Linked DNA regions of Homo sapiens: region 2 is linked to region 1. Evidence: chromatin loops called from intact Hi-C (ENCODE). Cell type or tissue: ascending aorta. All regions are shown on one strand. Each heading gives the region's core, and the rest is flanking DNA. Links, peaks and the distances in the headings are about the cores only.

Region 1 (5,369 bases), core at 311-5,310:
TCCAGGAATGCCCCCACTCATGGCTCTCCCCAGCTCATCTCTTCTAATGACATTCTGTTCATCCCCCAAGGGCTGGTTCCATCATTGCTCTCCTCCGCAATTACCCCAGCCTAAGGTGCTCTTTCCTTTCTTGGAATTCCCACTGTTTTTTATTGTCAGGATAATTTACTGTGGCATTTAACTATCTAACTTTCTTGTATTGTTGTTGAAACATTTCCCATGTTGGTGTTTTTTCTCCCTCTGAACTGAGAGGTCCGTCCATTCAGGGTAAGGACTATCTCGTAATCTTGGGATCCTCCGAGGCACCCAGCCCAGAGTGGGGCCCAGCACTGGTAGGGATGGGATGTGAGTTACAAACCATCGCAGAAGCACTCTCTCTCTGCTCTTCCTGCCCAGAGACCCATGCCAATAGAAAAGAGGTTTCAGATTTAGAGACAGACACCTTCAGGGACCCAAAGATCCTCTTCCAAAAAATATGTGCCATATTGGCTACAAGACTTGGGGCTGGGAAAATTGAGTGCTTGTGACCCAATCTCAGTCTAATCATTTCCTGTGCTGGTGACTAATGACCTAGAGCCAAAGGCGCCTGTTACCTTCGGCTTGAGCAACTGGGTTTAAACACATATCTGCCTACACCCACACACATCTGTCTTCATGCGCACACCAGCCCTCAAGCAATAAACAGCACTGGCATTACTAAGTTCTTGAGAAAGGCCACCAGCAGCGGTGGGGTGGAGGTGAGGCTTTAAAACTTGTGCAAAAACCCCACCTCTAGAGAGAAATAAAAAGGGGGAATCTGGGTGAAGAATTTTTGTACTATTTTCAACTTTTTTGTAAGCCCAAAATGTCAATTTTTTTTTTAATTATAAAGCAGAAACAACAAAAGAGTTACCTTCTGTATGTAGTTTTTCTGCCACCTTCTCCAGCCTTTAAGAATTACTGTTTTTGGCTGGGGATGGTGGCTCATGCCCGTAATCCCAGCATTTTGGGAGTTCGAGTCAGGTGAACTGCTTGAGCCCAGGAGTTTGAGACCAGCCTGGGCAATACAGCGAAACCCAATCTCTACCAAAAATACAAATATTAGCCGGGCATGATGGTGTGAGCCTGTAGTCTCAGCTACTTGGAAGGATGAGGTGGGAGGATCACTTGCACCCAGGAGGCAGAGGTTGCAGTGAACCTGGGTGACAGAGTGAGGCTCTGTCTCAAAAAAAAAAAAAGAAAAGAAAAAAGACGGTTTTTTCAACATATTCATTTACAAATTATAGTTGTGAATGTATCTATTTCCCCTATTAGACAATTAGTATGAAATGGAAAATAAAGTTACTTCGGAGTCAAAGAGACCTTTTAAACACTTCTCAATATAAAAAATAATATTTTTAAATATTAGAATATTAATATTGGAATAGAAGCATTTTAATTCTATTGTGATCTGGGGCAAGATATTTAGGCCTCTCTAAGTTATAGTTTCCTTGTCTTCCTATTCATGCTAAGGGATGGTGATTTTTTTTTCAGTGACTATCCCTTAGCAGTATAATAAGAATGATATAAAAAGGTCAATAATATGACCCAATAAAAACCACGTAATAATATAATATGATTCTGGGTCCATACTTGGTGTTCATGACATACTCCTCCCAGGTTTTTTTAAATGTCAACTTCCAAGTTCTACTCACTTTGTGTCCTCACACCTAAAAAAGCACCTGGCATAGTGTGGATGCTAACACATCGGTATCGAAGGGGTGAGGGAGTGAGTGGAGAAATGCTGCAATTCTAAAGCAATGCTCCAGCTGATCCGCGAGCCCTAGGAACAGCCCCAGCTTTTGCAAGTCCTCTGAGTGACCTTGTGAAACTTCCATAACCTCTCCAGGCCTTTGCTTTCCTAGTCTGCGAAATGGGACGGGTTTTCATTACACATTTGCATTTCATTGCAAATGTGTGACTCGGCAGCCCACCGGCCCCGGCGGGGTTCATCTTTCTTCTCAAGAGCGCTGGCCCCGGCTTCCAACCTGGGCTCTGGCGAGGCCGAAGGTGAGCGATTGCGTCATCATGCCTCTGGGCAGCTGAGGGAGAAGCCCTCCAGGGACATTCAGAGACTGGGACCAGAGTTTCTGAGAGGCCCTGGGCACAAGGTCAGGGCAGGAGGTCCAGGCAGCTGAGGTCTGAGCGCCACCCTCACTGCCCTTTCTTAGTCTCGCTGCCTCCCGCTGCCGCTGAGCAGCAGGGTAGTGAAGGGCAGACTCCCAGGGGCCGACCCTGGGGCGGGGCTGCTCGGCTCCGCGGAACCCACCGTCCGCCCCCGTCCGGCCGCCAGCCTCCTGCCCTCCGCGAGCCTCCTGGGCCGGGTTCCCGGAGCCCGGGCGCGCAGGCCCTGGCACCAGGGGGATTCTGCTCCCTCTGCCTTATGTTCTTTCTGAAAGGGGGTGGTGCACATTTTGGCCAGGGCCACGTGCAGAGCACTTTGCTGCAAAGCATCTCGATAGACCTCTTTCCACGGGGCTGTGGGTCCCCTTCCCCTGGGTGCTGGCTGGCTTAGCTCTGCTCGGGACCTGAGGGAGCGCTGCTGCAAATACCGACAGTAGAAAGCGAGCGAACGCGAAAGGCCCCAGGAAAGCCAGGCCAAGGGGGGTAGCCGGGTGCCAAAGCAGGCAGTCGGTGGGGAGAGCCCTGGTCGGCCGGCCGCTGGCTGCCTTCGCACCCACTTCCGCGCCCCGCCGTCGGCCTGGTCAGTCTGGTGGCTTTACACTAACAGAACCAGACGGGGAGGGAGAGGAGAGGCGAGAAGAGCGCAGAGGACAGAGGGGAGAGGGCATGAGGAGACGAGGAGGGAGAGGCAAGAATGCGAACAAGGAGACCTAGAGAGGAAGAGATGGAAGAGAGAAACGCCAGATTTGTGAGAGACGTGGAAGCAGAGAGAAACGAGAGTAAAAAAGAAGCGAGAGAGAAGTGGAGAGAAGGACCAAGTGAGAGCAGAGCTCTAGGAACGGACAAGGCCTCGTCCATGGGCTCTCAGCCGAGGTGTCACCAATGCCTCCTGCAAAGAATCAATCCTACGCCCGGCGCCTCTCAACCCACCCGCCTCTGCACGGCCCCAGGTCTCCCCCGGCCCTCCCTGCCCGGCCAGCTCACGCTTCTCCCCGACCGGCCCCCACCGCAAACCCCAAACGCCGCGCGGGAGGGAGGGAGGGAAGGAGGGAACAGCGAGAGAGAGAGGGAGGGGCTGCGGTAGGAGGCAACCATGTGGTTCCAGCTGAATTTTTTTTTTCCCTCTCTCTTTCTTCACTCCTTTTTCTTTCCAAACAGGGAAAAGTGTTCCACGAAGCGGTAGCGCCTTTTCGCCTCGCGTTTTCCTCCCTGACCCTGGTCCCGGCTCCCGTCCGGGCGCCAGCTGGTGGGGCGAGCGCCGGGAGCCCATCTGCCCCCAGGGGCACGGGGCGCGGGGCCGGCTCCCGCCCGGCACATGGCTGCAGCCACCTCGCGCGCACCCCGAGGCGCCGCGCCCAGCTCGCCCGAGGTCCGTCGGAGGCGCCCGGCCGCCCCGGAGCCAAGCAGCAGCTGAGCGGGGAAGCGCCCGCGTCCGGGGATCGGGATGTCCCTCCTCCTTCTCCTCTTGCTAGGTGAGTGCCTCTGGGAGGGCGGGAGTTTGGATGGCCGTGGGCAAACGCAGCCCTGCGTCCGGGAAAGACGCCGGTTCTGACCGGGTGTCCCTGCAGCCCCTGGAGTCAGCCGGCTTTTCAGTCCCTGCCTCCTGGCCACGGAGGAGCACATCTGGCAACCGAGGGCCGCCCAGTCGGCCATCGAGATTGTCTCGCACATCTGGGCCCTTGAACAGGCTTGGGGAACCGTTTGATGTGCAGGGTCCTCTTTAGGGCGGTGTTTAGTTTCTGGTGTATCTGGGAAAAGTGGAGAATTGGTGGAGGGAAGGTTTATCCAGGAATTTTTGTGCCAGGTTCCTGAGGGTGGGGGTTTTTTGTTGTTGTTTCAAACAGGCGCCTCCGAGGCTCAGATTAGAAACAGATGTGTTAAAGGGTGAGCAGAGTGGGGGATAGGCAGGGTTGGAGAGGAAAGGGGAGAGGGAAAAAGGGCAGGGCCCAAGGAGCACCAGGAAGATGCAAATGCCCCAAGTCACACAGGGAAGGAAGGAAAAGGGGAAAGGGGAAGGGTTGGGAAGGAGAGAGAAAAAGAGGAGAACAGGAATGTAAAACAGAAGAGCAAGGCTGGGGGAGTCCGAGCACAGAGAGTGAAGAAGACTTGGAAAAAACGCAGCAGAGGAACCAGAACAGAGGGAAATAGAGCAAGCACCACTTTTTCCTGAAACAGGCTCCAGAGCAAAGGGAAGAGTCCTCCTGAGCGTCCCTTCCTGGGGTCCCCCAGGCAGGACTCTTGGGGCCTCAGAGGCCCTGAGGCAGAGGCAGGTTTGCAGGAGAGGACATCAGGGATGTGGGTGGTAGGAGCCCACCGGAGTGACTGGAAATGTCTGAGGAGCCAGGGCAGGAAAGGCAGTCAGGGAGAGCCAAGGGCACGTCACTATGCACCCTGAAGCATGGGATCCACTGCAGACAGGCCCCACAGTTAGCTGGAGATCAGAAAATCAAAGAGCCAGCCAGTGGTCAAGAGTGAGCACTACCCTGAACACCAGGCCACGGGAGAGCTGGTCCTGGTTTTGAACTGACTAGCTGGGTGGCCTCAGACAACTTACTCCTTATCCAGGGCTTCCACGTCTTTAGCTCTGGAAAGAGAATACTAGATGGTTCCTAAGTCCCTTCTAGCCTACAACACCAGAGGTTTGAAGGAGGCTGGTGTCTAGAAGAACCACCAAATCCTGAAATACGTGGTTAGAGTTCTCTGTCTTTTTTGAAACTTTACAAACCAATTATACTGTATGCATACCCATCTTGGCCAGCCTCAGGCTGATAATCACTTAAGTTAGAGAAATGAAAGAGGTGGGCTAAGCCAAACTATTGCTCAAGTAAGGCAGGTGGGGAGGGGTTATTTTCTAAACTCTTTTAGACTTAACCAAATACTGCAATACTGTTCCTGTGCACATCTGGCGCAGCTGGATGGCACCTTGATTCCCTTTACTGGACTCTACCACTAGGTTACCAATCACCAGATATTTAGTAGAATGAAACTTCAGGGCTCTCTTATTAAAAACAGCTAATAGTCCTTGTTATATGAACACTTTATATGTACTATCTTGGTAATTCGTTTGTTCTTCACAACAAGCCTATTGGCTGCCCAGCCATCCTTGTTGGCTACCCTCATTTTACAGATGAAGAAACCAAGCTGTAAAAAGGCCAGGTAACTTGCTCAAGGCCACACACTCATAATTAGGGGAGACGGAATTTGAGCGCAGGCTGCCTGCTTCCAGA
Region 2 (5,369 bases), core at 51-5,050, 63 kb after region 1:
TGCCTCAGCCTCACAAGTAACTGGGATTACAGGCGCCTGCCACCATGTCTGGCTAATTTTTGTATTTTTAGTAGAGACGGGGTTTCACCATGTTGGCCAGGTTAGTCTCGAACTCCTGACCTCAGGTGATCCACCTCCTTCAGCCTCCCAAAGTGCTGGGATTACAGGCATGAGCCACCACACCTGGCCTATTTTGTTGTTCTTGAAGTAAATAAGGAAAAAAATTTTCAAAACCAGTTAATTTGTTTATTGCTGCTCTTGGATTTATGACAGCTGGTATCCATGAAGCCAAACGCTGTCCTGACAGTGTGCTGGCACACTGACAAGCTCACGTGCTAGAGAGCAATTTTTTTTTTTTTGAGACGGAGTCTCACTCTGTTGCCCGGGCTGGAGTGCAGTGGCACAATCTCAGTTCACTGTAACCTCCACCTCCTGGGTTCAAGCGATTCTTGTGCCTCAGCCTCCTGAGTAGCTGGGACTACAAGCATGCACTACCATGCTGGGCTTTTATATTTTTAGTAGAAATGGGGTTTCACCATGTTGGTCAGGCTGGTCTCGAACTCCTGACCTCACGTGATCCCCCACCCCCGCCTCAGCCTCCAAAAGTGCTGGGATTACAGGTGTGAGCCACCGTGCCCAGTCTAGAGTGCAAATTTGAACATGAAATGCCCTTGCTTAAAAACCCCAATGGCTCCCCTTTGCCTAAGTACCAGGGACAAATTTTAATCTTCTTAGTATGCTATTGTGAAAGAAAAAATTAATCATAATACTTGTTAAAGATGGTAAGAAATATTCAAGGGGAGTGTAGGAGAAAGAAAAAATCTTTTCCTTCTACCCTTTTTGGTCCTTTGCTGGGGCTCTGTAACAAAAGACAGATTAATAAGAGAAAAGCATACTTTTTTTTTTTTTAAGACAGAGTCTCACTGTCGCCCAGGCTGGAGTGCAGTGGCGAGATCTCGGCTCACTGCAACCTCCCCCTCCCAGGTTCCAGTGATTCTCATGCCTCAGCCTCCCGAGTAGCTGGGATTACAGGTGTGTGCCACCACGCCTGGCGAATTTTTGTATTTTTAGTAGAGACAGGGTTTCACCGTGTTGGCCAGACTGGTCTTGAACTCCTGGCCTCAAGTGATCCGCCCACCTTGGCCTCCCAAAGTGCTGGGATTATAGACAGGAGCCACTGCCTACAAATTTATTTAATATAAGTCTTATGTGACATGAGAGCCTTCATAAGGAAAAGAAGCCCCAGAAAAATAGTTAGACATGTTTTTACTAGGTTTGATGAAGAGTAAAAAATCATGGGAAAAGGGTATGATCTAAGGGTAATAAGCTGGGGGAGACAGCAAGGCCTCCCCGCTCAGATTCGTCTCAGTGTTCCTGTCTTCACAGACAAGAACACTCCTTCCTCTGGGCATAAGGAGGTTGCCTCTCATATCAGGGGCTTATGACCTTCTTGAGGGGAAGGTCAGACAGTCCTTCCTGCACCTGCTCTTTCTCAGATTTCTTCGGCTTAAAATACTCAATATGCCAAGGTGTCATATTTTGGGGTAGGATGTTCTGAACCGCATCATAGTAGTGGCTACTACAATGGGGTTTTGTAGTATGGGCTAGAGATGGGGCTCAAATCTAGGGACAATAAGCGAAAGTGGAAGTTTATAGCCAAGAAACAAGGTAGGGGAATCAATGGATGCAAAATCACTAGGAAGTAGGGTAACTCTTTGCTAAACTGACTTAACAAGATTTCTGCTAAAAGGAAGCAAGGGTAAGAAGATGTTGACGGTGGTCAGACCGAGAGGAGGATTCCACTAAACTCTCTCAGTAGGATTCTTAATAAAACTGGAGTAAGCAGACCTAGACAGAGCCAAAGATTGGGCCTAGTCAAAAGGAGGACCCAGAGGAGCCTGACTAGGGCCCGGTCAAGGAGTCTGTGTTCATGTGAACTTCTGATTTTGCTCCATTACGCTTTTCCAGCCTCATTTCCAGTCATTAGAGCCTGTGGATTCTATACTGATGTCATTGCAAACTTCCCGTCTTTCCCTGAACATATCTCCAGGTCATCCCAACAATTCTAGAATTCCTTAGTGGGCAGTTATAATCTCAGAGGCCAGGCATAGTGACACACCCCTATAACCCCAGCCTTTGGGAGGCCGAGGCAGGCAGATCGCTTGAGGTCAGTAATTTGAGACCAGCCTGGCCAACATGGTGAAACCCTGCCTCTACCAAAAAATACAAAAATTAGCTGGGCATGGTGGTGCACGCCTACTTGCAAGGCTGAGGTGGGAGAATCACTTGAGCCTGGGAGGTGGAGGTTGCAGTGAGCGGAGATCACACCACTGGCCCTCCAGCCTGAGCCACAGAGTGAGACCCTGTCTCAAAAAAAAATAAATAAATAAAAATAAAATAAAAAACAGGGCCAGGCACAGTGTCTCACACCTGTAATCCCAGCACTTTGGGAGGCTGAGGTGGGTGAATCACTTGAGGTCAGGAGTTCCAGACTAGCCTGGCCAACATGGTGAAACTCCATCTCTACTAAAAATACAAAAATTAGCTGGGTGTGGTGGCAGGCGCCTGTAATCCCAGCTACTCAGAAGGCTGAGGCAGGAGAATCACTTGAACCCAAGAGGCGGAGGTTGCCGTGAGCCAAGATTGCACCACTGCACTCCAGCCTGAGCAACAGAGCAAGACTCTGTCTCAAAAATAAAACAAAATAAAATAAAATGAGAGAGACAAAAATAAGAGAAAAAAAAGGAAAAAGTTATCACCTCAGAGCACAGAGGAATAGAAAACATTGGGGAAACTGTGATTTAGGAAACAGCCATCTCCATGTGGGCCTTCCGAATAGCTTTCCGTATTTGACAGTTCCCCAAAGTAATCATTCCTTTGCTGAGTCCTTAATAGGGCAGCTGCCCACTCACCGGCCGTGTGCCCTGGCATGGGACTGAATCAGCCTGCAGGAAGTTAGGAATCATATCCTTCTGCAATTTGCTAAAAAGAAAAAAAATGCTATTTGTAGAGCAGAGGTTCTGCCTCAGCACTTGGTTCAGTTCTGCTCCTTCCTGAGAGGTTTCTTACACATAGACCCCCCCGCAAAGATTATTACTTTCCTTCACTTTTGTACTTCTTACTATAATAGCTAAGATAAATTTTATACAACGTGCTTTAAACAAGATTGCATTTAATCCTTATGAGAGCCATGTGAAAAGATGGCTCATTTTATAGATGATAAACGTAGGTTTAGAAAAATTAAGGATCTTGGTCAGGTGCAGTGGCTCACGCCTGTAATCCCAGCACTTTGGGAGGCTAAGGCAGGTGGATTGCCTGAGGTTAGGAGTTCGAAACCAGCCTGGCCAACATGGTGAAACCACGTCTCTACTAAAAATACAAAAATTAGCCGGACGTGGTGGCGCATACCTGTAATCCCAGCTACTCGGGAGGCTGAGGCAGGAGAATCACTCAAACCCGGGAGACAGGGGTTGCAGTGAACCGAGATCACACCATTGCACTCCAGCCTGGGCAACAAGAGCGAAACTCCATTTCAAAAAAAATAGAAAAGAAAAGAAAAAAGAAAGAAAGATAGATTAAGGTCAGAATCAGGACTCCAATGTGACCCAAACCCACTCAAGTAACCATCCTCCACACTGTGTTTTGAAACCCAGTATTTAAGAGTTTGGAAAAGGTTAGTTTTGGGCTTATTTTTGGTTATTGTTCATTTGTTTTGTTTTGCTTCTAATCTTAAATATATAAAATTAAAGTAAGAAGAGTTAGAAATTCCCTCCAAGAGTCAAAATATTTCTTTGTCAAAATATTCTTTCTATATTTTTTCTTTTTTTTCTGTATTTTTTTCTAATCTTTGTGGCTACCAGGAAATATTTCTCAATGGAATTGATGGAGCAAGAGAAATTTCTAGGCTCTTTATATTTGAGGGATGAGAAAAAGATCTAAAACTAAACAGTCATACTATTTGGGGGGAAAGAAAAATGATCACCTAAGTACTATTTTGGAATGACAGATATTATTTTTGAAATCCGGCTGGGCACGGTGGCTCACGCCTGTAATCCCAGCACTTTAAGAGCCCAAGGGGGGTGGATCACTTGAGGTCAGGAGTTCAAGACCAGCCTGGCCAACATGGTGAACCCCTGTCTCTACTAAAAATACAAAAATTAGCCAGGCATGGTGGTGCACACCTGTAATCCCAGCTACTTGGGAGGCTGAGGCAGGAGAATCATTTGAACCCGGGAGGCAGGGGTTGCAGTAAGCTGAGATAGCGCCACTGCACTCCAGCCTGGGTGACAGAGTGAGACTCCGTCTCAAAAAAAAAAAAAAAAAAAGGAAAAGAAAAAAACGATTCCATTTGGGGAAGGAAAACAAAGAACTTACCACACTTTTTGCTATGACGGTGTTTAGAAGCAGCTCTGAATGGAATTTTAGATTTGTGAACTATTTTCTGACTCCTGAACTACTTTTTTTTCCCCAACCCTTTTCCACAGCTCAACCCTCACCCTCCCAGAATGCCTGCTGTCCATTCCCTGGCATGTGCAGGAGGCAGGAACAATGCAGTTCCCAGTGGGTGCCTGCCAGTGAAGGTGGGCTTCTGTCCATCTGGGCGAGGACATCACTTAGGGGCCATCAGCTTGTGTCAAAGGAAGGGTGTTAAAATTTTTCTTCTCCCTCCTGACTTGCTTAAAAACCATCCAGACCATACCATTTTTCTTAATTTGCACTGGGTGGACGATAAATAATCTTTCTTCCTTTTTAATTTTGCCGAACCCTGCCCAGAAAGCAGGGCAAAGCCTTGATGGTCCTGGGGCCATTTCCCAGCACCTCCCAGGGAGCTCTACCAGACCACGGTGACTCTGAGTGACAATGATGGGAAGTGATCTTCATCCACGAAAGGGCCAGTTTGAGGCCTCTCGGGGCAGTTACATCCCTTGGACTCCCCTGTAAAGTTCCCAGAGTTTCAAATTTCTGAAAGATGAATACCATGCAGTGTTCTCCAGCCCCAACACTAATTTTCTTTACCTCCTTTTCCCTTGAATATTTTTACTCTTTCTCACCATCTGCATTCCTATGAAGAGAGGTTTCCACTCAATTCTGCTTTAACATGCTCTTTTCTGAGTGTGGGCAGAGTCTTCTCTGTGGCTTAGTGGTTTTGAATGCTAAACAGAGCAGGAGACAAAAGTTGATCCCTGGCTCTGTAACTTATATTTATTTCTCTAGTTTCTTACGTCTGGAGCCTCCAGGAAAAAAAAAAAGTGTGTTTTGATAAAAAGGAAGGAGTAGGTGGATTAGATGTGAAACACCGTTTCTGAAAGCAACAAGGTGTCAGAAGTCAGAAGGCCTGGGTTCCAGTCCCAACTTTGCCATTAACTTGC

Evidence for each region. A loop is a pair of places that touch in the nucleus more often than their neighbours do. Peaks named below come from ENCODE experiments on the same cell type or tissue, not always from the same donor. Only the 100,000 strongest peaks of a DNase experiment are listed, where the experiment ranks them.
Region 2: a loop joins it to region 1, with 3 times the contacts of the local background. A loop is called at or near these places in 7 of 110 quality-filtered maps.

The regions. Positions count from the first base shown.
Region 1 is chr11:123,193,158-123,198,526 of GRCh38, reverse strand. CLMP (CXADR like cell adhesion molecule) reads left to right here and starts at 3,279. Exons shown (of 7, transcript NM_024769.5): 1 at 3,279-3,614. The coding sequence starts at 3,587. In ascending aorta, for the core only: no CTCF peak of the experiment used is centred there; DNase peaks (open chromatin) are centred at 2,756, 3,156, 3,666, 4,545 and 1 weaker place; H3K4me3 peaks cover 3,514 bases; H3K27ac peaks cover 3,433 bases.
Region 2 is chr11:123,129,798-123,135,166 of GRCh38, reverse strand. All of the region lies in intron 1 of CLMP (CXADR like cell adhesion molecule), which reads left to right. Among named protein-coding and RNA genes, the nearest start is that of CLMP, 63 kb to the left of the region's middle. RefSeq lists a silencer at 530-750. In ascending aorta, for the core only: no CTCF peak of the experiment used is centred there; DNase peaks (open chromatin) are centred at 2,203, 2,566, 2,926, 4,536 and 1 weaker place; H3K27ac peaks cover 5,000 bases.